Linked DNA regions of Homo sapiens: all the other regions are linked to region 5. The links are chromatin contacts, found by Hi-C or POLR2A ChIA-PET in ENCODE. All regions are on one chromosome and are shown on one strand. Each heading gives the region's core, a stretch centred on a gene start or an enhancer-like site at or near the end of the contact. The rest is flanking DNA. Distances are from core to core; before and after follow the strand shown. Region 1 holds the start of SFN (stratifin). Region 2 overlaps FGR (FGR proto-oncogene, Src family tyrosine kinase). Region 3 holds the start of AHDC1 (AT-hook DNA binding motif containing 1). Region 4 holds the start of GPN2 (GPN-loop GTPase 2). Region 5 holds the start of SLC9A1 (solute carrier family 9 member A1). Region 6 holds the start of LINC02574 (long intergenic non-protein coding RNA 2574). Region 7 overlaps AHDC1 (AT-hook DNA binding motif containing 1).

Region 1 (2,999 bases), core at 226-2,725, 290 kb before region 5:
CAACAGAGGTCTCCATCTCTGAGGACTCTGCCAGGGGTCAGAGATGGGGCAATGGTCAAAAGGAAGGAACAGGCCAGGCACAGTGGCTCATGCCCATAATCCCAGCACTTTGGGAGGCTGAGGCAGGAGGATCGCTTGAGCCCAGGAGTTTGAGACCTGCCTGGGCAATGTAGTGAGATCTGCTCTCTATTTAAAAAAAAAAAAAAGGAAAGAACAAGTAAACTTCTGAGAAACAGGCTGGGGGAGGCATCACGTAGCTGGAATTGCTGCCCCATAAAACAGAATGGTATGTGTCACTGCCACCTCCCTTTCTCAGTCCTCTCTCTCCCCAGGTTGCTAGCGTCCCCCCTGGGGGATCAAACTGGACTGCTTCCCAGCCTCAGACAGAGAGCAGTCTGAGTCAGGCAGGAAAGTGGGACAGCCGGGGAGCTGGACCCCACCCTCTGTGAGCCCCGCTGGTACCTGATGGCATGTGGCTTGGAGAGGGCAGGTGACCTGGCGTGGAGGGCCAGAGGGTAAATCCTCAAACAAGTGGCAACAGGCCACCAACTTGAAAGGGAAAATTGTGTAGTGATGGGAAATGTGTCCAACAAACCTACTGGGTGACTAATTACAAAGGCTGGGCTGGAGCTTCAGAGGCTGCTTGTTAAACACTTCATTAAGCGGCACTCTGAAAGCTGCCACCTGCGCATTCTGGGAGCTCAGAGGGGACCCTGAGGGGGAATGAGGCCTGGAGGATGGAACCATCTTCAGGTAGACTGAGAAGGAGCCTGGATCTCACTTCCAAACACAGTCTGGAGCTCATAGGTCAGAGGCCTCAATGGGAGAAAAGCTAAAGGAAGAGGGTGCAGAAAGGAGTTTCAGGGAATTGGTGGCTATGTGACTTTGAGCAAATCTCACCCCTCTCTGAGACTTAGTGTTCCCATCTCTATGGTCCTGTGTGTGTCACAGAGACATGGTGGGGATTAAATTCGATCGTGAATATGAAAGTGCTTGGGAAACTCCATGGCCCTACCTAAACATGAGTTATCCTCACCTGAACCAAGGGGGGAAGTTACCTGGCAGGATTAGGAACCCCATCCTCCTGAACCTTTATGGGCTCTGTCGAGGCTGAAGCAGCCAGGGGCTAAAGCCGTCCTTAGCCCCTGGAAGGGCACTGTGAAAGTGGATCTGATTTGAGAAGCCGTTTCCTGATGTGGGCAGCCATGTGATGCCAGCCCCGAACAAGAGGGGGCAGCCTGGAGCCTGGAAAGGTGCCAGTGCAGGTGGGGCCCACGCCCAGATTTCTCCTGCTGACTGTTCTGATGATTCACCCCCACATCCCAGCCTTTTTACCTTTACTGCAGAGCCGGAAAGGGTGTGGGGAAGAGAGGAGAGGGAGGCAGGTCTTGGGCCCTGGTCCCGCCCCCTGCTCCTCCCCACCCTTCTCTGGGCCTGGCCACCCAGCCAAAAGGCAGGCCAAGAGCAGGAGAGACACAGAGTCCGGCATTGGTCCCAGGCAGCAGTTAGCCCGCCGCCCGCCTGTGTGTCCCCAGAGCCATGGAGAGAGCCAGTCTGATCCAGAAGGCCAAGCTGGCAGAGCAGGCCGAACGCTATGAGGACATGGCAGCCTTCATGAAAGGCGCCGTGGAGAAGGGCGAGGAGCTCTCCTGCGAAGAGCGAAACCTGCTCTCAGTAGCCTATAAGAACGTGGTGGGCGGCCAGAGGGCTGCCTGGAGGGTGCTGTCCAGTATTGAGCAGAAAAGCAACGAGGAGGGCTCGGAGGAGAAGGGGCCCGAGGTGCGTGAGTACCGGGAGAAGGTGGAGACTGAGCTCCAGGGCGTGTGCGACACCGTGCTGGGCCTGCTGGACAGCCACCTCATCAAGGAGGCCGGGGACGCCGAGAGCCGGGTCTTCTACCTGAAGATGAAGGGTGACTACTACCGCTACCTGGCCGAGGTGGCCACCGGTGACGACAAGAAGCGCATCATTGACTCAGCCCGGTCAGCCTACCAGGAGGCCATGGACATCAGCAAGAAGGAGATGCCGCCCACCAACCCCATCCGCCTGGGCCTGGCCCTGAACTTTTCCGTCTTCCACTACGAGATCGCCAACAGCCCCGAGGAGGCCATCTCTCTGGCCAAGACCACTTTCGACGAGGCCATGGCTGATCTGCACACCCTCAGCGAGGACTCCTACAAAGACAGCACCCTCATCATGCAGCTGCTGCGAGACAACCTGACACTGTGGACGGCCGACAACGCCGGGGAAGAGGGGGGCGAGGCTCCCCAGGAGCCCCAGAGCTGAGTGTTGCCCGCCACCGCCCCGCCCTGCCCCCTCCAGTCCCCCACCCTGCCGAGAGGACTAGTATGGGGTGGGAGGCCCCACCCTTCTCCCCTAGGCGCTGTTCTTGCTCCAAAGGGCTCCGTGGAGAGGGACTGGCAGAGCTGAGGCCACCTGGGGCTGGGGATCCCACTCTTCTTGCAGCTGTTGAGCGCACCTAACCACTGGTCATGCCCCCACCCCTGCTCTCCGCACCCGCTTCCTCCCGACCCCAGGACCAGGCTACTTCTCCCCTCCTCTTGCCTCCCTCCTGCCCCTGCTGCCTCTGATCGTAGGAATTGAGGAGTGTCCCGCCTTGTGGCTGAGAACTGGACAGTGGCAGGGGCTGGAGATGGGTGTGTGTGTGTGTGTGTGTGTGTGTGTGTGTGTGCGCGCGCGCCAGTGCAAGACCGAGATTGAGGGAAAGCATGTCTGCTGGGTGTGACCATGTTTCCTCTCAATAAAGTTCCCCTGTGACACTCCTCCTGTCTCTCTTCCAGTTCTTGGCGATGGGCTGGGAGTGGGACTGGAATCTGACTTAGAGACCCTGACTTTGGACCTCTGAGTTAGGGCCCTGAACTCCCTAGGTGGCTCAGTGGCCCGCACGCAAGACTTTGAGTCCAGGTGAGGCCGGGGTCCGGCTCTCTCCATCACGGCGGCCCCAGTCAAACTGGACGGGACCGGGAGGGTCGGGTGAA
Region 2 (2,853 bases), core at 123-2,622, 480 kb after region 5:
ATTACAGGCATGAGCCACTGCACCCGGCCTTTTTTGCAATTTTTTAAAGCTCATCAGCTATCATTAGTGTTAGTGTATTTTATGTGTGGCTCAAGACAATTTTTCTTCTTCCAATGCGGCCCAGGGAAGCCAAAAGATTGGACACCCCTGCAATAACGTGTGTCTCTTAAGGAGCACCTAGTGTTCTCAGCCCTGTGCCTCATGCTCTAAATCCTTGATACAGCAGGCAGGGCGCAGGTGGGGGGAGGGAGGGGCGCAGGAGAGAGAGAGAGAGAGCCATATCTGCCCAGATTTTCTCAGGCAGTCGCTGAATCTGAAGAAGCCAGGTCTCTCTTTTCTCAGCACTGAACTTCGCTGCCTGCTAATACCAGAAAGGGGGCAGCTCAGAGAGTAGCCACAGCATCATTCTGGGCACTTGGTTCTGTTTATAAATATGTCTCTTGAACATCTGGTTTACAGGAGTCGCCTCCGAGATCCCCATCAGGGTCAAAATCAGGTTACAAGTATCAAACTGAGGTCCAACCCTGGACCGCAGTGCTCCTCACTTCAACATCTGCCCTGTGGCCCTCCCCAGCTCCATTCTTCAGTAGCTCTATGACCTTGGATCTTTGACATAAGCCTCTGAGCCTTAGTTGTTGCATCTGCACCTTCTGAGTAGTTGTTGTGAGGGCTTCATGACATGTGGCTCTTGCCCGATGTGCAGTGGCCAAGTGTGACCAATAACCAAAACCAGAATGGCCCCCAGGGACCATTTACCACTCCACCTTCTCTTTTGCATAGGGGGAAGTTACTTTCCCAGGATCACACAGCCAGACAAGGGATTCAAAGTCAGGACTATTAATTCAAGTCCAGAGTTCTGTTCCCTCCCCCACTGCTGTGTTCTCCAAAGCCTGAGCAGGAGATCATGCTGTTCCTAACTAGTGAATGTCATACTTCCGGTCGAACACACCACCCCTGTCATATGGCAGCTGGTCACCCAGCAGGGAGGGACCCTGCCTCCCACTCACCCCTACTGCTGGACATAGGAACCCCAGGTCCACCCATCCTTTTTCGAGGCCCACACTTCCCAAAGCTATGCCAGTTCTTTGATGTAGACACAGGATGTCCTGCCCCCGCAACCCTCACCAAGTATCTGTGGGATCTAGAGGCAGATTTAGGCTCAAATTCTAGCCTGCCTGACAACTAGCTTAAGGCATTGGGCAAGTCAGTTCATCTCCCTGAGCGGCAGCATCTTTGCCTATAAAATAAGAATACAAATGTCCACCTCCTGGGGTTGCTTCTCAGCATCAAATGGGGTCACATCACTGAAAGCATCAGACATACAGTAAGTGCCCAGTGAACTTTCACTTCCCTCCTTTCCCTTGAGGAAGGTCCTCCGTGGCAGTGACGGTGTGGGACCAGAGGGTACAGAACTGGGCAGGGCTGAGAAGAAAGAGAAGTTCCCAGGGTGAGGTGAGAGGGCTGAGCTGGCCCAGCCGCCTGGGGGATTTCATCAAAAGGGAACCGGGACTTTGGGCAGGGGCAGGAAACCACCATCCTGCAAGAGTTCCGGCTTCTCCTCCAGGCTCTGGGCTGGCCGGGGGCAGGCCAGGGCTGGAGGGTCAGGGAGCAAGGCTGAGGTCTGCAGGTGACTCCCATCCCACTGTGCCGCATCTCTCACTAGGCCCTATCCCTCAGACCGGGCGGGCTTCCATCCCTCACCCTCAGTCCTCTCACCGAGACCCTCCACCTGGCTGAATGCCAGTGCCTTTGCTGAGGCCCCCACTGCTCATTAACTCCCTTTCTTTCTTTCTTTGTTCTTCTTCTTCTTCTTCTTCTTTTTTTTTTTTTTGAAACAGTGTCTCATTCTGTCGCCAAGGCTGGAATGCGATGGTTCGATCTCGGCTCACTGCAACCTCTGCCTCCCGGGTTCAAGCAATTCTCCTGCCTCAGCCTCCTGAGTAGCTGGGATTACAGGCGTCTGCCACCATGCCCAGCTAAATTTTTGTATTTTTAGTAGAGATGGGGTTTAGTCATGTTGGCCAGGCTGTTCTTGAACTTCTGACCTCAGGTGATCCACCCACCTCGGCCTCCTAAAGTGCTGGGATTACAGGCGTGAGCCACCGTGCCCTGCCTTCATTAACCCCCTTTCATCTCACACCATCCTTTCTTGAGGCCTCGAAACTGCCTCCTGAAGAAGACATACCCACCCAACCCTGTCTGACTCCACCACCACCGTGGTGAGGCCAGGTGTGTGCAGGATCGGGGGTGGCCTTTACCCTCCATGTGGTCCCGAGGCCATTAGCAGTTTTTTCCACTTCTTGTGGGTAAAAGTGGTTTTCCACCTGTTGCTGAAAACCACCCACCAGCCTCTAAAACACAGCTCTTTAGATGCCATCTGGCCTGGGACTCAGGATTTTCAGGAGATGGAAGCCATGGCGGCGGGGGGCGGGGGTCCAGGGGCAGCCAAGGGATGGGAGTCTAGATTTCACAGTGTGGCCAGACAGGAAGCCCCCTCCCTGGTCCCTCAGGGGAGTGGGGCGGTGAGGGGGACATCCTGCCTTTTCCCACCTTAGGTCAGCCCAGTCTGCTCTGCGTGGGAAGAGCCCTGGCCCCTACTTCCCCAGCTCTGGGGTTCCCTACCCAGCCTCCTGAGGTCTGGCCACTTCCTTTGCCACATCAGCCCCAGGTGGCTGCAGAGATCACCCAAACATCCACTCATATGCTCAAGGGTTCATGCTCATTCACTCAGAGCCCAAAACATACAAACACTCACACCCTCACTGGAGGAGGGTGTGAGAGCACCTACTCACTGGAACAGGAAGTAGTCATGAAGCCCCTAAACCCCACACCCTCCTCCCCGGAGGGTACATG
Region 3 (2,898 bases), core at 39-2,538, 450 kb after region 5:
CCCGAGAGCCAGTGGATCCTAGGGATTTGGGGGTTGGAGGGGAGGGGCTCCTCCCTCCGCAGTCTCCCCTTTTCCCAGCGCCGATCCTAAAATCCAGCCTTGTTCTCCGCTCCCACGGTCCCCCCTTCATTCCCCCCCCCCCCACATTCTCAGCAAGCTGGAGAGCAAATTGCAGTTTTAAATCCAAAGGCGGAGGGAGGGGGAAGGAGGAGGGGGCGCGCGGCAGCGCTGGGCGCGCACCTCGCCCCCGAGCCGGGGGAGCCGCGGGGCGGCCAGGAAACCCGAGAACCCCCCCTCCCCGCCCCCCCTCCCCGTCCACCTCCCCCTCCCCCTTCCCGGCGCTGCCTGCCAGGCTTCGAGCCGAGCCCAGCCGAGCCGCGGGCCCCGGTGGAAACAAAGACCGATCGCACCGCGGGCACCGCAGCCACCGGGTCCAGCGGACCGGACCGGGGGACGCAGGCCCCCCCCGTGCGCTGCACAAAAGAGCCTGGCCGGCCGGTCCCCAGCGGGGGTCTGGGGCTGGGGAGGAGGCGCCACTCACCGGAGTGCTGGGCTGCCGGCTCCGTGGGTCCGAGCCAGGCGAGGGGTTTTGGGGGACGTCTGTCTTCCGGCGGTGGCAGCGACGCGGGCGCCCGGCTGCTGAGGAGAGGAGTCGTGGAGGAGCCCTGAGCCGCCCGCCGTCGCTGACAGCATGGCTCGCGCCTCGGCTCACATTCTCCGCCGCTAACTCCGCTGGACACGGCCCCCCGCTCCCGCGGCGCCCCCCCACCTCGATCACTCCTTCGCTCTCTCTGCGCCCCCCTCGCCCTCCCGCCGCGCACACACTCTCCCAGCCCTGGACACCCCCGCCCCCACCCCCCCCAATAGCAAACCTGGGAGGGAACGCGCCCCGCGTAGTCCTCCTGCTCCTCCTCCTCCGCCCTCCTCCCTCCCGCTCTCTCTGGCTGTCTGTCTGTCTCTCAGACTGTCTCTATTTCTCGCTCTCTCTGCCTTTCTCTGCTCTCCAAGCTGGGTGGGAAAAGGAAATGAGGACAGAAAGCAGACGCTGGCTTTGGGTGGTGGTAGCTGGATTCCCTCTCTCCCTCCCTCCCCCTCCTCCCCTCCCTCCTCCTGCCTTCTGCTCTCTCCGCTGCGAGCGGGGCTGAGCGCAGCCTGGCGGGTGGCTCGCTCTGCCCGCCCGCCCGCCTGTCTGTCTGTCTGGTCCGCCTCGCTCGCTCCCTCCCTCCGTCTCTCGCCCTCGCCCTGCCTGCCTGCCTCTCTCCGTCTCCGCCGCCGCCGCCGCTGCCTCTGCGAGCTCGCCTTACCTTCGCCGCTCACCATCCGGAACCCCAGGGGGGAGCGCGCGCGCGGCACGCCGGGACTTGTAGTCCCCGCCCCGGCCGCTCCGCGCGCGGGGAGGGCGGGGCCGCGCCGGCTGCTCCGACGGCGCGGCCAGGAGCCCCGGGGACCCCGCGCCTGGGGCTCGTCTGGCTGGAGCGCGTCCTCGTTTACCAACGGGCGAAGATCCTCCCCAAGGGTTAAGAATGGTCCCTGTGTTCCTTGTCTCCACCGGGGGGCTCTGGATCGAGCGGAGGTTGCGGGTGGGAGTGAAGGGGCGGGGTCTGAGAGTGGAATGGGAGTGGAATAGGGAACCAGGGGATTAGCCAAAGGGGCTGCGACTTTCTGGGGCGTCCCAATTAAATGGGAGGGGGAGAGGGCAGAGGAGAGGACCGGCTCTCTCAATCTGGGGACGTTATCCTTTTCTGAAAAGGTTTCTTATTGAGTAAAGCTCAAGTATATATGGCGGGAGGGCTGCTGGGGCGGGGGAGCGGGGGAGACCCAGCCAGCGCTGCTTCCTCACTCAGTGACCCCTCCTCTCAAACTCCGACCTCGGTTTCGCCCTTGCAACTCCCAGCTTTCCTATATGTCCAAGGGCGGCGAGGGCTCAAAAGTCCTGGATAATCCGCAGATAGAACACACACACCCTTTTCCGAATTCTGCTGAGCATTTGCGTTGTGTCAGGAAGCAGGATTCAGATTGAACGGTGCTGACCTCCTGCCGCGGCCGGGGGCTGGGCTCAGCACTTTCACCTACCTCCTCTTCAGGTCACATGTGTTCTCCAGCCCCTGCCTAGCCTATCCCACAGATGGGAATGTGCGCTGCTTGGGGGCCTTGTTACCGCCCCCGGAGATGGCTGAACTGCTGCGGTAAAATAGTGCTGTTATTTCCATTTTAGAGATGGGGGCACTGAGGTCCAGGTTCTCCAGTTAGCAAGTGGCTGAACCCAGCTGGATTTGAACCAGGGTCTGACTAACTCCAAACCCCACAAGCTTAACCCCTGGGCTATGACAAGGAGTTGTGACTCCCTCCATTTCTGTAACTGACCTTCTCTCCCTGTGTCTGTGTGTCCTTTCTTGGCACTTCAACAAATGTTAACTGAGGTATGCAGGGCTTGCAAGGGACACGGAGATGAATAATGCATAGTGGCTGTCGTGTCCTGTGTCCTAGGTGTCTACCAACGCCGGCCCTGACTGGCCCTGCGGCGGTCCCACCTCACTGGACCACCTCATCTGTGTGTCTGATGTTCCACACCCTGTGTCTGCTGGCCTTGTCTATCTTGCTCCAGGTCTGAAGTTCCTAGAGCAGTGCCTTTGTCTCTGGCCTACCTGTTTCTGACTCTTCCTTTGGCCTTGCAGGGTGTTGGCCAGTGTGTGACAAAGGCAGCTGGTGACATTTTGCCAACCGCAACTCCCTGGTCACTATCTTCCCCACACCTTCACTCCTTCCAAGCTCCTTCTCTATGGCAGTCCAGTACCCCCAGAGGACAAGAGAGGGGATCTGGGGAACACTCTCTATTGGCCCTTGGCAGAGGGTGTGTGCAGCAGTAATAGGAGAGGTCTAGGGCTCTAAACGGGACAC
Region 4 (3,059 bases), core at 209-2,708, 260 kb before region 5:
ATAAATGGGCAGGAGTTAGAACCTGCCTGTGGCTACTATCACCAGACCACGCAAGGCACCAGAGGCAGCTACCTTCAGCTGAGATGTCTGCTTCATTCTAGCCCAGCTGCTGCCCTGCTCTTCGCCTGGAACAGAAGCTCTTACCCAGCTTCCCATAATGCTCAATGAGGTCCATCTTGGAAAGGAGGTTGATGTGGGGCAGTTCCACGTGCAGCATGGTGGCCAGGGAGGTACACAGTACTGAAATGAACTTGGCAGGGTCTGTGCAGTAGTGAGAATCCACGAGGTGGACGGCAGTCAGCTGGGAGGGAATAGACAGGGTGAGAGTGGCCTGGAGAAACAGGGATCAGCATTCCCTCATGAGAATGAGGGCTTGAGGACAGAGGGGAAGCTTTCCCCATTAGTCTCCTGCCTCTGTTTCTTTCTAATAACCACCCTGGTTTCCTTCTCCCAGGAAATAGGAGTCATTTTTTTTTTCTTACAAGAGGTCTTGCACTGAGCCTCCCAGTGGGCAAGGGGTTTAAATCCCATGGCATCTGACTCCACTCTTTCATTTACTTTTGCCCACCAATTTACAACAATCTCCATGCCACTTTCGACATTAACCCCTTCCATACTTCCAAAATCGCCAAGTTGGCTACTAACACATTTTACACGTGAGGAAACTGAGGTTCAGAGTGATGAACTGACTTATCAACACCACACAGCCAGTCAGTAGCAGAGCCAGATTCTGAACTCATGCCTGTTTTACTCCAAAGCGACCCAGCCCCTACCTCCCTGTGTGACATGGGGGCGTGGCGTCTGTCCTCCCTGTCTCAGTTACTCCATCCGCAAAATGGGCCTCCCCGCCCTGAGACGCACCCTGAGGTCCCACTGCGCCATTTGGGAGAAGATGCTGCGCAAGGCGCCGTGATGCGTGCAGAGCTCCACCTGGCCTGGGCAGTCGAAGAGGAAGTAGTGGCCGCGGAGGGGGTCGAGCTTGGCACGCAGCCAGTCCAGGTTGGCTTCCAGGTACTCCATGCAGTAGAGCAGGCCGCCGTTGGGCCCCAGGCGCAGCGCGTCCATCACGTCGCCCAGCCCCACCAGCTCGCCCACGTCCACGGCACACTCGTACGGCAGCCCCTCGTTGGCCGGGTCCAGGTTCACCACCGCCACGCGCCGGCCCAGCGCGCGCAGGAACTCACTCATGCCCAGGCAGTACGTGGTCTTCCCTGAGCCCGGCGGGCCGATCACCGCCTGCCCGAAGGCCGTGGTCGGAGCGGCCCCTGCCATTGGCGGCCCGCGGCCCGGAGCAGGTCAACTCACAGGGAAAACGGGGCAGGTAGCCGCGCCGGAGACGAGACTGAGGGCGAGGGTCCCAGTACGTATACCTCGTTGGCGGCCAGCGTCACTCGCCTCAGGCGGAACAGCTGAGACCGTGTCGCGCAAAAGGAGATAACAGGCCGATACTAACTAGACTAACTCGACTTCCGGACAGCGTCGGAAACGGCGAGCCAACGAGAGGAAGTCCCGCCCTCACGGCGGGGACGAAGCTAGACGCCGAGGGGCGGGCGGCGCAGCCGCATTTCTCTCGCGGGTAGTGGGTCGAATGTGGGGTCTTTGCGGGAAAATCGCTCTCGGAATTTCTCTAACCTTCAGACTCGAATTAGAAAAGTAAGGGAGCTCCAGTAGTAAACGTCTTTATTCTTCCGTGACGTCGCACACCCAAGCCACCTCCCGCGGACTCTCCGCTGGCAGTCCCACCCAGTGAGGGTAGAGGCGGTGGAGGGCCCACCCAAGGCCGGCTCTTCCAAGCACCACAAATCCTCTCCTCGCCCAGGTCCCTTTCCCCCTTTCTGGCCTTCGTGGGGACACCTTCAGAGTCCCCAAGGAAGGCTGTGCTGATAGCCTCACTCAACCCAGCTTTTCAAAGTTCTGCAGGAGGCAAAGGGCAAGCCCAGAGATTAGGGTTAGAGACCAAAGACAAGCGGTCGTTACCCCTAATATCCAAGGGGAGGGGACGGGAGGGGGCTTTTTGTAAAAATGCCCCTGAGGTATAGAACCGGCAGGCAGGCAGGCTCGGAACAAAACACCCTGAACCAGCCACGAAGACTGCTGCTCCCAGACTCCTTTCTGCTTCAGTGGTAGATGAGGCCAGGGCAGAGGGTTTTCATCATGTAGCTATGAAAGGAAGCCCCCAACCCGGTCAGTCAGGCAATGAGGGGCTGTCTGAAGCACAACTGGAACCCCTCACAAAGGCCATGTCTGTCCGAAACTTCATGCTGGTGGGTGGCTGGCGGCGGAGCAGTGACTCCGTCTGGTCTTGGGGTAGAGGCTCATCATAGATGGTGGAGATGAGCCCCAAGCCATTTCTACGGGGCCTCTTCAGTTGCCCAAATGGCTGTAGCTTCTCTCCATGGTACCTGGATAAAAACGGGCTCTCAGTGAGAAGGCTGCTCTCAAACTCCAGTTAAAGGGGTTGGGAGAGGACGGGGAAGTAGTTACTACATATCTGGTTTGTCCAAAGACAGAGGCTTTAAATCTGGGTCTTTGTTCTCCAGCCCTCTTATCTATCCATTGACAGTGCCAGCAAGAAGGGGCCTCATATAAAATTTTCATTCTGTCACTACAGACTTCCTAATAGTAACCATCAAGTCCAAACTCCTCCAACAAAGGGTATGAATGATCTTGTTAAGCCTTAGGGCTTACTCTTTAAAAAAAAAAAAAAAGTCAGATTTACTTTATTTATTTATTTATTTCTGAGATGGGGTCTCACTATGTCACCCAGGCTGGATTGTAATGGCGTGATCTCGGCTCACTGCAACCTCCACCTCCTGGGTTCAAGCGATTCTCCTGCCTCAGCCTCCAGAGTAGCTGGGACTACAGGCGCATGCCACCATGCCCAGCTAATTTTTTTTTTTTGTGACAGAGTCTTGCTCTGTCACCCAGGCTAGAGTGCAGTGGCGCCATCTTGGCTCACTGCAACCTCTGCCTCCTGGGTTCAAGCGATTTTCCTGCCTCAGCCTCCTGAGTAGCTGGGATTACAGGCACCCACTACCGTGCCCAGCTAATTTTTTGTA
Region 5 (2,979 bases), core at 10-2,509:
CCTACTTTATGGGGGTAGTTCAGATCCTTACTCCTGGACAGCCTCAAATGGTGCGAGATGAGGCAAGAAGCTCACCAGTCTGGTGGCGGCCGCAGCATCGGAGCAAACGGGACTTACCTATCTTCATGAGGCAGGCCAGAAGGATCCAGAGGGAGATCTCGAAGGGGGTGCGCACGTGTGTGTAGTCGATGCCCAGGACTGGAAAGGCCTTGCGCGGCTTCATGCCATGATCAGTGACGGAATGATTAACAGGGCGGCTCTCTGGGGTGACCTCCGGTGGAGCGGTGGTGACATCCCCAATCGAGCGTTCTCGTGGTGGCTCTGAGCTTCGAATGGTGCTGGCAGTTGGGCTGAGCTGGAGGCCATGGCTCCTGAGAACAGGCAGCAGCCCCACCAAAGCAACCACCACGAGTAAGGAAGGGAAGATCCGATGTGGAGAGAGGCCACAGATGCCAGACCGCAGAACCATGGTGCTGCTTCCAGAGCCAGCCTCGACCTTACCCAAATGAGAGTAAAACCGGGCACATAGGTAGCAAAGGGTCAGCAAGTGGGAAGAGAGACTGGCGTAGTCTCTAGGAAAAGTTCATGTTTTAGAGAGGCATTTCCATGGAAGCAATTTTCTGGGGGTGGAGGGAGGCTGGGTTTGCAATCTGGAACTCCAAAGTGGGGAAAGGGGGCAAGGACCCAGGAACGACCACGAAAGGAGACCAAAAGGTCTGGAACTCCGGGCCTGGGAAGGGGGAGGACGGATGTGGGAAACTGAGCCCTAGGGATAGAGGAAGGGGCAGGATAGGGATAGTGCAAAGGAAAGGAAGAAGGAAGGCTGGGACCTTTGGCTGAGGAAAGTGACTGAGGAGCTGGGACTCTGGGCTGTGGGCTAAAGGAAGGGGTAGGGAGCCTGAGCTAAAGGAAGGGGACCGAAGGGGGTGAGAGCCAGTCCAGGAAAAGGAGAGAGGGGGCTGGGAGCCCAGGCTGAGAAGGAGTGAAACCGGGAAGCGGCCGGGAGCTTCTCCACCCAGAGAGGGGCAGGGGTCCAGGCGCGCCGGGCTGAGATTCCGGGGAAATGGAAAGAGGCGGAAGGCAGGCGGCCTGGCGGGAAGGCGCCTCGGCGCGGGCTGGGGGCGGCTCGCGGTGGGCCAGCAGCAACACGCCCCTCCTCGCGGCCCTGGCGCGACGCGGCGCTCCGCCCCGGCCCAGCTGCAGCTCCTCCTGGTCCAGCTCCAGAACTAACCCTAGCCCCGGCCCCGGCGGCAGCAGACTGAAGCCTAGCTGAGCCCGGCGCTGTCACTTATAGGCACCAGCGAGCAGCCGGTGCGGCGGGCTAGAGAGACCGTCGGCACCCGCCCAGCGCAGCGGCCCCTGTCGCCGAGGGAAAGAAGTATCGCGTAGGAAGAGGAAGGAGAGTCAGAGATGACAAAAAAAAAAAAAAAAAAAAGTCCTGAATATACAGAGAACCTCACTAACGCGAGTAAAATGCCGACTACTTACAAAACGATTTCACGTCCACATCTGCAGTCTCATAAGGGCTTTCGAATAATCCTGTGAAGAATGTATTATTAGTTTATGTATTTAGTTACCGTGTGACCTTGAGCAAGTTACTTAACCTGTTTCACAACTTTCTCATCTGTTAAGTAGAGACAGTAATAGTGACTATGTCAGAGGGATGATGTAATGACTGAGACAATCCGTGTAAACTATTTGGAATGCACCCTGGCACATTATTACAATTCCACTTTTACAGATGAGGAAACAGGTGAAGAGAGTCCCCTGGCTACTATGCAAGTAGTTGTATTGCTTACTAGGGCTGCCGTAACAAAGTATCACCCCAAACTGGGTGGCTGCAACAACAGAAATTGATTGTCTCACAGTTCTGGAGGCTGGAGGTCGGATCTAGGTGTTGGCAGGGTTGGTTTCAGCTGAGAGCTATGAGGGAGAATCTGTCCCATGCCTTTCTCCTACCTTCCAGTGGTTTGTTAGGACTATCTGGTATTCCATGGAGTTCTCCTGGTGTCTCTGTCTCTGCGTCCAGATTCCCCGCCCACACTTTATTTTTATTTTTATTTTTTTTGAGATAGAGTCTGGCTCTTGTTGCCCAGGCTGGAGTGCGGTGGCGCCATCTCAGCTCAATGCAACCTCTGCCTCCTGGATTCAAGCGATTCTCCTGCCTCAGCCTCCAGAGTAGCTGGGATTACTGGCACCCACCACCACGTCCAGCTAATTTTTGTATTTTTAGTAGAGATGGGGTTTCACCATGTTGGTCAGGCTGGTCTCGAACTCCTGACCTCAGGTGATCCACCCGCCTCGGCCTCCCAAAGTGCTGGGATTACAGGGGTAAGCCACAACCCCCAGCCAGATTTCCCCTTTTTATAAGGACACCAGTCATTGGATTAGAAATCCAACGTAATTACCTCATCTTAACCTGAACATCTTCAAAGACTGCATCCTAATTAGTCCATCTTCATAGGCACTGGGCATTAGGACTTCAACTTCTTTTGCCGGGACACAATTCAACCCACAACAGTGGCATGCTTTAAGTAGTGGAACTTAAATTTGAACCTATAGTTTGGTTGAAATTGGTGAGGTTCAAGGGATCATGGCTGTACAATGGAATCACTGGAAAGCTTTTTTAAAATACCATTGTCTAGGCCGGGCGTAGTGGCTGACGCCTGTAATCCCAGCACTTTGGGAGGCCGAGGCGGGCGGATCACGAGGTCAGGAGATCGAGACCACGGTGAAACCCGGTCTCTACTAAAAATACAAAAAATTAGCCGGGCGCAGTGGCGGGCGCCTGTAGTCCCAGCTACTCGGGAGGCTGAGGCAGGAGAATGGCGTGAACCCGGAAGGCGGAGCTTGCAGTGAGCGGAGATCGCGCCACAGCACTCCCGCCTGGGCGACAGAACGAGACTCCGTCTCAAAAAAAAAAAAAAAAAAAAAAAATTAGCCGGGCGTGGTGGCACATGCCTGTAATCCCAGCTAGTC
Region 6 (3,097 bases), core at 119-2,618, 510 kb after region 5:
GGCTCTGAGGCTGAGGACTGGGACTTGGGTACTTGGGGTTGGGTACCCGGGCCTACTTCTTGGAGTCACCAAGACTCTATGTCTTTACTGGCTTTATACAGAAAATTAAAAGAGTGACATGGAGAGCAAGCTGTTCCCACACCGTGAGTGAGACACAGGTATCCATACAATTTTAAGCTCTCAGATGATTCCAAGGGGCAGACAAGTTGGCAATTACTATGGTAGAGAGAAACAAGGAGGCAATTTTAAAGTAGGTGGTCAGGGAGGGCTTCTCTGAGGAGGTGACATTTGAGTGAAGACCAAAGAGTGCAGAAGGAGCCATCACTGAAAAGTTAGGGGGAAAAGCCTTTGGGAAGGTGTCTGGCCTAGGCACCGGCATGCCTGGAGGTGTCTTTGGCCCAAGTGTGAAAGACTGAAGGAGAAATGGGCTTAGTTTGGTGGGTTCCAAGGATAGTGATCATGGCTGAGTGAAGACCCCTACCCCTTCTGCAGATCAGAACCTGGAGCAGTTAAACCACGCTGTGCCCTGGTAGCTGTGGGTGCTGGGAGGCAAGCTCTACTGGTTCATCAAGAATTTGTGGTCAGGCTGAGGCAGGCAGATCACCTAAAGTCAGGAGTTCAAGACCAGCCTGGCCAACATGGCGAAACCCCGTAGCTACTAAACATACAAATATTAGCCGGGCATGGTGGCACGCACCAGTAATCCCAGCTACTCGGGAGGCTGAGGCAGGAGACTCGCTTGAACCCGGGAGGTGGAGGTTGCAGTGAGCCGAGATCGCACCATTGCACCATTGCCCTCCAGCCTGGGTGACAGAGCGAAACTCCATCTAAAAAAAAAAAAAAAAAAAAAAAACTAGCTGGATGTGGTGGTCCATGCCTGTGGTCCCAATTGGGAGGCTAAGGTGGGAGGATCACTTGAGCCCAGGAGGTCAAGGCTGCAGTGAGCCGTGATTGTGCTACTGCACTCCAGCCTGGGCGACAGAGCAAGACCCTGTCTCAAAAAAAAAAAAAAATCTCTCCTGTGGGCCCATGCCATTTGTTCACACAGATAATGAACCAGTGGGCCTCTGCCAGCTTCTGACTTGGCACTGGACGTTTCTCTGGGAACTGGTGCTTGGAGCGGGGAAATGGGGGCTGGATTTCTGGGACTGGGTTCTGAGGCTGGGGACTGGGACTTGGATACTGGGGGGTAGGTGCTTGGACTTGCTTTTTGGAATAACCAAGGCTCCATTTCTTTACTGGCCTCTACAGATGAGCCTGTTCCCTAACCTGACTATCCTTTCTGTGGCTTCACGGCACAGAACTTCACAAGTGTGACCTTACCTTGTCTCAGCTGTCTGTTCCATGGAGACCCAGAAAGAGGGAAAGAGAAGGCTGCTCTGGACCTGTTCATGGGGCCTTCCTGGGACCCCTTTTCCGCCCGCTAAGCCAGGAAGCCTATGCTCCCTCATCTTCCACCCCTCCCCCAGCCATCTGCTTAAAGGAAGTGGCTCCTCTGTTCTTCACAGGAAGCCACAGGCCTCCCCTGCCTCGGCAGCCTCCAGCTACTGTTGCCCCAGACCCTCGGCTGGCCCAGACCCCCCTTTCCAGGCAGAATCTAGTGATGCCCAGTTCCCAGCATCCCCCTCTGCTGCCCAGCCAAGAAGTGCGTGTGGTGTGCTCCTCTCGTTAACTTTCATCCTTGTGACTTGGGTCTGGGAGCGCAGGCAGTGAGCCTGGAGGTGAGACCTGACTACAGGAGTTTGGAGATCCCCAAGTTGTAGGACTGAGGACTTGAAGGGAAGAGGAGGTGGGCCCTGGAGGGATTCTCTGATGGACCACTCTTGTGAGCTTCAGTAGCTCCTGCTGCTGAGCAGGGGCGAGGTCTATTCATTTCCGTCTCTATTTAACCCTGGTTGCCTGCCCCAGAGAGGGCTGTTGGTAATCGTGGAGCTGCTAAAGGCTGATGAGGGCTGATGGAGTCCAAGATAGGACTGTACTGCCACCTGGTGGTCAGATCCGCACATAGCACCATGAAATTGTGAGAGCCCCTGCCGGGAGAGTGGTGATTCAAGGGTATGGGGGACCTGGAAGGCCCTTAAAGAACAAGGAAATCCCTAAAGTATTTTATTTAAGAGCAAGACGCTCCTAACTTGAGCACTGGAGAAAGACATTCTAGGTCTGGACGAGAGTTCAACTCCTTCCCTTCCCCATTTTACAATCTGGGAAACAGGTCCAGAGAAAAGTGATGAGGACAGAGAACCTCTACATTGGCAGTCAGAGATGGGATCTATTTTTGGACTCTTTTTTTTTTTTTTTTTGGAGACGGAGTCTCACTCTGTCGCCCAGGCTGGAGTGCAATGGGGTGATCTTGGCTCACTGCAACCTCCACCTCCTGGGTTCAAGCGATTCTCCTGCCTCAGCCTCCCGAGTAACTGGGACTACAGGCGCCCGCCACCACACCCGGCTAATTTTTGTATTTTTAGTAGAGACAAGCCCTGCTAGTTTCTAGTTACCCTCATTTGTGACCAAACATGGTATCGCCCCGCACCGTCACCCACTTTAGTCACCAAAGTTGGCACTACAGAGTGGCTTTTGGCTGCTTCCAAAAATAAAATTCATCCTCAGAAAGCCAGGATCTGACAAGGCTGAGGGGACTCAGAAGCATGCGCTTCAGGCTCAGCAGATGTTTTAGAGGAGGAAGCCCTGGAGACCACAATATGTAACACCCCCAGCCCTAGTTTTGAAAACAAAGAAGGCCGAGTGCAGTGGATCACGCCTGTAATCCCTGCACTTTTGGAGGTCGAGGTGGGCAGATCACTTGAGGTCAGGAGTTCGAGACCAGCCTAGCCAACATGGTGAAACCCCGTCTCTACTAAAAATACAAAAATTAGCCGGGCGTGGTGGCACACACCTATAATCCCAGCTACTTGAGAGGCCGAGGCACAAGAATTGCTTGAACCCAGGAGGTGGAGGTTGCAGTGAGCTGAGATCTCACCACTGCACTCCAGCCTGGGCGACAGAGCAAGATTCTTCGTCTCAAACAACAACAACAAAAACAAGGAAGCTGGGACCCCAAGAGAGTACTTAACTTGTCTGAGGTGACTCAGCCCTGGAG
Region 7 (3,088 bases), core at 256-2,755, 400 kb after region 5:
GGCTGGCCACTGCTCTCTTTTGCAGCCTCCAGGATCTGAGGGAAACAGCTGGCTCCCCTCCTCACCACACCCCGGCGGCCATTCTCTTGGACCCCTCCCAAGGGTACCACCTAGCCCTGGTCTGTGGACAAAGTCAAAGGGGTACTTCTGTCTGCCTGTCTGCTGTTGGGTCAGTGTGTCTGAGCTTGCCCATAGGGACACCAGCTGGTTGGGAGGGGGCTGGGGGCCCCAACCTGCTGTGCACAGTGCCGGGAAGCGCCAGCCCACATCCTTGAGTCCCCAGCCCCACCCTCCCCGGCTGTGGCTGTGACCACCCCACCCCTTCCCCAGCCCTCCTTCCCCTCCCCCACCCACTGCCTCCCCAGGGGAGCCAGGCTGCCAGCCCCAGCTCTCACTTCCGGCCTCATGACCCTCTCTCCAGCTTGCACACTCCTCCTCCCCCACCATTTCCCTCCCAGCCTGGTTCGAAGGCCCTGGGATGTCCTCAAATGGAAAACACTGCATCAAAGGGGCCATTACTGCTGCTCTGAGACCTTCCCATCACCTCCCTTTTCCTCCAGGGGCCTTATCTCTCAGGATCTGTCCCTCAGGGACTAGTCATCACCTCTGTCCACCTCCTTCCCTTCAGCCGCCTACCTGCCCACACAGTAACACCTGAATATCTTCTTTCAACCTGATCCCAGGCACAATATCATAATACAAATAACAATGATGGCAATAATAATGGCAGCTGTCACTCATTTGGCATCATTTAAATAGAGGCACAGAGAGGTTAAGTTATGCCCTTAAGAACAAACAGCCATCTCATTCAATTAAGCTGGTGTCTGAATTTAGGTTGGGCTTCTGTAAATCAAACTTCTTTGGTGTCCAGAGATTCAGCGCCCTCCCCTGCAGCCTCCTACAACGGTCCTAGTCCCAACCATCAGTTCTAATTTTTGACTTCTAATCTATCCTCCTCTCAGCTTCTAGTCACCACCTCCCACCAACAGCCATCCAACTAGATGCACTACTCTCCCTCGCCACTAGGTGTCCCCTTGGAGCCACTGATGCCCCCAAGGGGAGCTGGCCCTGCCCCGCCCCCTGGGGCCATCAGGGCCCCCCCACAGCACAGCACAGCAGTGCACACCCCACCCCACCCTACCCCCAGCCACACAGAGCTCCTTTGTGCAACCCTCGCCCACCCCCTTCCTCCCTGGAACAGGGCACCTGGCAAGCAGGTCTGCCCCAGAACCGCCCCCTGCCAGCCCCCTGCCCTGGGTGCCAGGTGTGTGGGCGCCACCGCCAGCTCTGGCTGGACCCGAGGGTCACCCTGCCGGCGGCCCTCCCTTCCTCCCTCCGAGGTCACCCAGGGACTAAGCTTCCCGCCCTGCTCCGCCCCCCTCCCCTCCTGCCCTTGGCCCTTCCAGACTCCCGTCCTTGTCTTTCCTTCTGTCTCCCGGAGGACTCCCCTCCTCCAGCCCCACTAGGCCTTCCCTGCAGCCTCTCACCCCCGCCCACCTCCTTCCCCAGAGAGCTCCTTGTTCCACGCCCCCCCGCTCCCCGCCCAGGTCTGAAGAACTCCTCCTCCTGGAAAGTTGCTGCTGGAAAGGAAGTGACTTCAGCAATTTGGCCACAAGGCTGGGCACTGCTGAGCCCAGCTCAGCTCAAGGCTTGCCCAACCCACCTCCAAAGCACAAATGGAGCCACATGTGCACATCACTCCCACTGTGCACCCAGAACCCTGAGCACACACTTAGCCAGTGTACACACAGATCCCCGTGTGCATACACCGTACCATCGCAGTGTATTCAGATCTTGTCTATACACACATCTCTCCAGTGTACACTAGCACCCTTGCACACATGACATCCAGTGTGGCACACACAGTATCCCCACACCTGCCCAGTACACACCCAGAATCCTGCATATTCATACTTCCGGGTACCACATACACAGCCCTTGAACGCTCCCCAGCCCAGTCCACTTACACAACTCTTGTATATTACCCCATGTGCACGGAAGGACAGAGCCTTCCACACACACCTGCTTGCACACAAGCTTGAGTGCCCTGTACATTTACATTCGGATACACACAGCCTCGCATCCTCCCACAGCTGTACCTCCCCACCCTTACAATCCCAGGAGACTCCACCCCCAGACCTCAGGCCCCAGGAATGCTCCTTTGGAAGTAGGGTGGGGTCCCCAGGCAGGCTCAGCTCTAGGGAGCTTCCTGGAGCCGCAGGCTTCATGTGTCAGTTCAGGGAGTTGCCTCTGCAGGGCAGGGCAGCTTCACCTGGCTCTGCAGCTCCTGAGCCTGGGTGGGCTAACCTGGGCCAGGAGTAGGGAGGTGGGTCCTGCCACTGCCCCCGCCCCCTCCCTGTCCTGCAAGGGCACCTTAGCATACCTGGGCTACCCAGGCCCTCCCAGCACCTCACCTTGGCCTCCCAGTTCTCTGCTTCCACAGACTCCGGTAGAGAGGTGTCCTGGGGGGGTCAGCAGCTGCACACATCAGGCACTCTGGTTTCCACCTCTGCCCTGAGTCCTGGTCATTGTCACAACCCCTTTCTCCTCCCAGTTCTCTCAGGTCATCAAGGCGCAGGGAAGAGTCCTCAGGCTAGGAGGTAGGACTCACTGTATATCCATGAGCCTCAGTTCCCCTTTCTGGATAATGGGGAGTTTGAGTAAATGTTGGGTTAATATGTTTTGATTCTGTAAAGAAGCTCTTTTTGACCTAAGCTGGGAGGGGATCCCTGTTGGGACTGGGAGGCAAGTTCCCCTGATCCCCACTTCCTGGGGGTGGCCCAGGCCCAAGCCTGACTTCCCTGCACACTGTTACCTGAGCAGGCTGCGAAGATAGGCTGGGCTCAGCAGGAAAGGCCTGTCTTCATCAGCATCTCCAGGGTGGTCTCTGCAACGGCCTGAGCGTCGCCCCGCACTCGGGGCCCTCTGCACACGCTCAACTGGGTGGGCTCTGGGGTCCAGGCCGATGGGTTGACAATCAGGCAAGCTCCCATCTGTGGAAGCAAACACAGCACCACAGAGATAAGCATGGACACAGGGTAAGCCAGCCAGACAGCAGGGTGCAGGCGGACACTGAGCCAGGAAGCTC

The links. Hi-C counts contacts between places; a loop is a spot of excess contacts on that map. ChIA-PET counts read pairs that join two places held with the same protein, here RNA polymerase II (POLR2A). Pooled maps may share reads with other maps.
Region 1: a loop to region 5 is called in a map of naive thymus-derived CD4-positive, alpha-beta T cell, with 22 times the contacts of the local background. The contact joins the promoter of SFN here to the promoter of SLC9A1 in region 5. A Hi-C loop is called at or near these places in 2 of 168 maps with a recorded cell type or tissue (breast epithelium and naive thymus-derived CD4-positive, alpha-beta T cell) and 7 of 50 pooled maps. POLR2A ChIA-PET finds 5 or more read pairs at or near these places in 4 of 52 experiments (GM12878, PC-9, T-cell and 1 more).
Region 2: a loop to region 5 is called in a pooled map, with 2.6 times the contacts of the local background. The contact joins the enhancer-like site here to the promoter of SLC9A1 in region 5. A Hi-C loop is called at or near these places in 2 of 50 pooled maps. POLR2A ChIA-PET finds 5 or more read pairs at or near these places in 3 of 52 experiments (GM12878, T-cell and WTC11).
Region 3: a loop to region 5 is called in a pooled map, with 5 times the contacts of the local background. The contact joins the promoter of AHDC1 here to the promoter of SLC9A1 in region 5. A Hi-C loop is called at or near these places in 8 of 50 pooled maps. POLR2A ChIA-PET finds 5 or more read pairs at or near these places in 6 of 52 experiments (AG04449, K562, activated B cell and 3 more).
Region 4: a pooled map shows a loop between it and region 5 (5-fold over the local background). The contact joins the promoter of GPN2 here to the promoter of SLC9A1 in region 5. A Hi-C loop is called at or near these places in 6 of 50 pooled maps. POLR2A ChIA-PET finds 5 or more read pairs at or near these places in 7 of 52 experiments (GM10248, GM12878, H1 and 4 more).
Region 6: a pooled map shows a loop between it and region 5 (4-fold over the local background). The contact joins the promoter of LINC02574 here to the promoter of SLC9A1 in region 5. A Hi-C loop is called at or near these places in 6 of 50 pooled maps. POLR2A ChIA-PET finds 5 or more read pairs at or near these places in 4 of 52 experiments (A673, CD4-positive, alpha-beta T cell, Panc1 and 1 more).
Region 7: a pooled map shows a loop between it and region 5 (3-fold over the local background). The contact joins the enhancer-like site here to the promoter of SLC9A1 in region 5. A Hi-C loop is called at or near these places in 7 of 50 pooled maps. POLR2A ChIA-PET finds 5 or more read pairs at or near these places in 4 of 52 experiments (A673, H1, K562 and 1 more).

What each region holds. Positions count from the first base shown.
Region 1 is chr1:26,861,674-26,864,672 of GRCh38, forward strand. SFN (stratifin) reads left to right here and starts at 1,476. Exons shown (of 1, transcript NM_006142.5): 1 at 1,476-2,783. The coding sequence starts at 1,540. The coding sequence ends at 2,286. RefSeq lists a silencer at 1,142-1,291 and an enhancer at 1,161-2,040.
Region 2 is chr1:27,630,324-27,633,176 of GRCh38, forward strand. The region is part of intron 1 of FGR (FGR proto-oncogene, Src family tyrosine kinase); the gene reads right to left. Among named protein-coding and RNA genes, the nearest start is that of FGR, 3.4 kb to the right of the region's middle. RefSeq lists enhancers at 1,579-2,079, 1,588-1,637, 1,768-1,907, 2,308-2,357. Within about 2 kb of position 1,373, at least 25 of the 41 ENCODE cell types and tissues checked have a DNase peak (open chromatin) inside an H3K27ac peak, as active enhancers do; they include GM12878, where a contact is called at or near this core.
Region 3 is chr1:27,602,856-27,605,753 of GRCh38, forward strand. It overlaps AHDC1 (AT-hook DNA binding motif containing 1), which reads right to left and starts at 1,289. Exons shown (of 9, transcript NM_001371928.1): 1 at 1,251-1,289; 2 at 873-1,008; 3 at 542-639. RefSeq lists silencers at 464-543, 1,094-1,633.
Region 4 is chr1:26,888,825-26,891,883 of GRCh38, forward strand. GPN2 (GPN-loop GTPase 2) reads right to left here and starts at 1,459. Exons shown (of 5, transcript NM_018066.4): 1 at 862-1,459; 2 at 145-301. The coding sequence starts at 1,272. GPATCH3 (G-patch domain containing 3) reads right to left here. Exons shown (of 7, transcript NM_022078.3): 7 at 1,664-2,402. The coding sequence ends at 2,186. RefSeq lists enhancers at 620-1,497, 853-1,022, 1,533-1,802.
Region 5 is chr1:27,153,866-27,156,844 of GRCh38, forward strand. It overlaps SLC9A1 (solute carrier family 9 member A1), which reads right to left and starts at 1,260. Exons shown (of 12, transcript NM_003047.5): 1 at 118-1,260. The coding sequence starts at 469. RefSeq lists a silencer at 980-1,209 and an enhancer at 2,155-2,654.
Region 6 is chr1:27,661,354-27,664,450 of GRCh38, forward strand. LINC02574 (long intergenic non-protein coding RNA 2574) reads right to left here and starts at 1,369. Exons shown (of 2, transcript NR_151722.1): 1 at 1,324-1,369. RefSeq lists enhancers at 985-1,500, 1,222-1,431, 1,501-2,016.
Region 7 is chr1:27,555,891-27,558,978 of GRCh38, forward strand. It overlaps AHDC1 (AT-hook DNA binding motif containing 1), which reads right to left. Exons shown (of 9, transcript NM_001371928.1): 4 at 2,816-2,993; 5 at 2,415-2,640. Among named protein-coding and RNA genes, the nearest start is that of AHDC1, 47 kb to the right of the region's middle. RefSeq lists enhancers at 1-80, 1,592-1,681. Within about 2 kb of position 1,506, at least 32 of the 41 ENCODE cell types and tissues checked have a DNase peak (open chromatin) inside an H3K27ac peak, as active enhancers do; they include A673, where a contact is called at or near this core.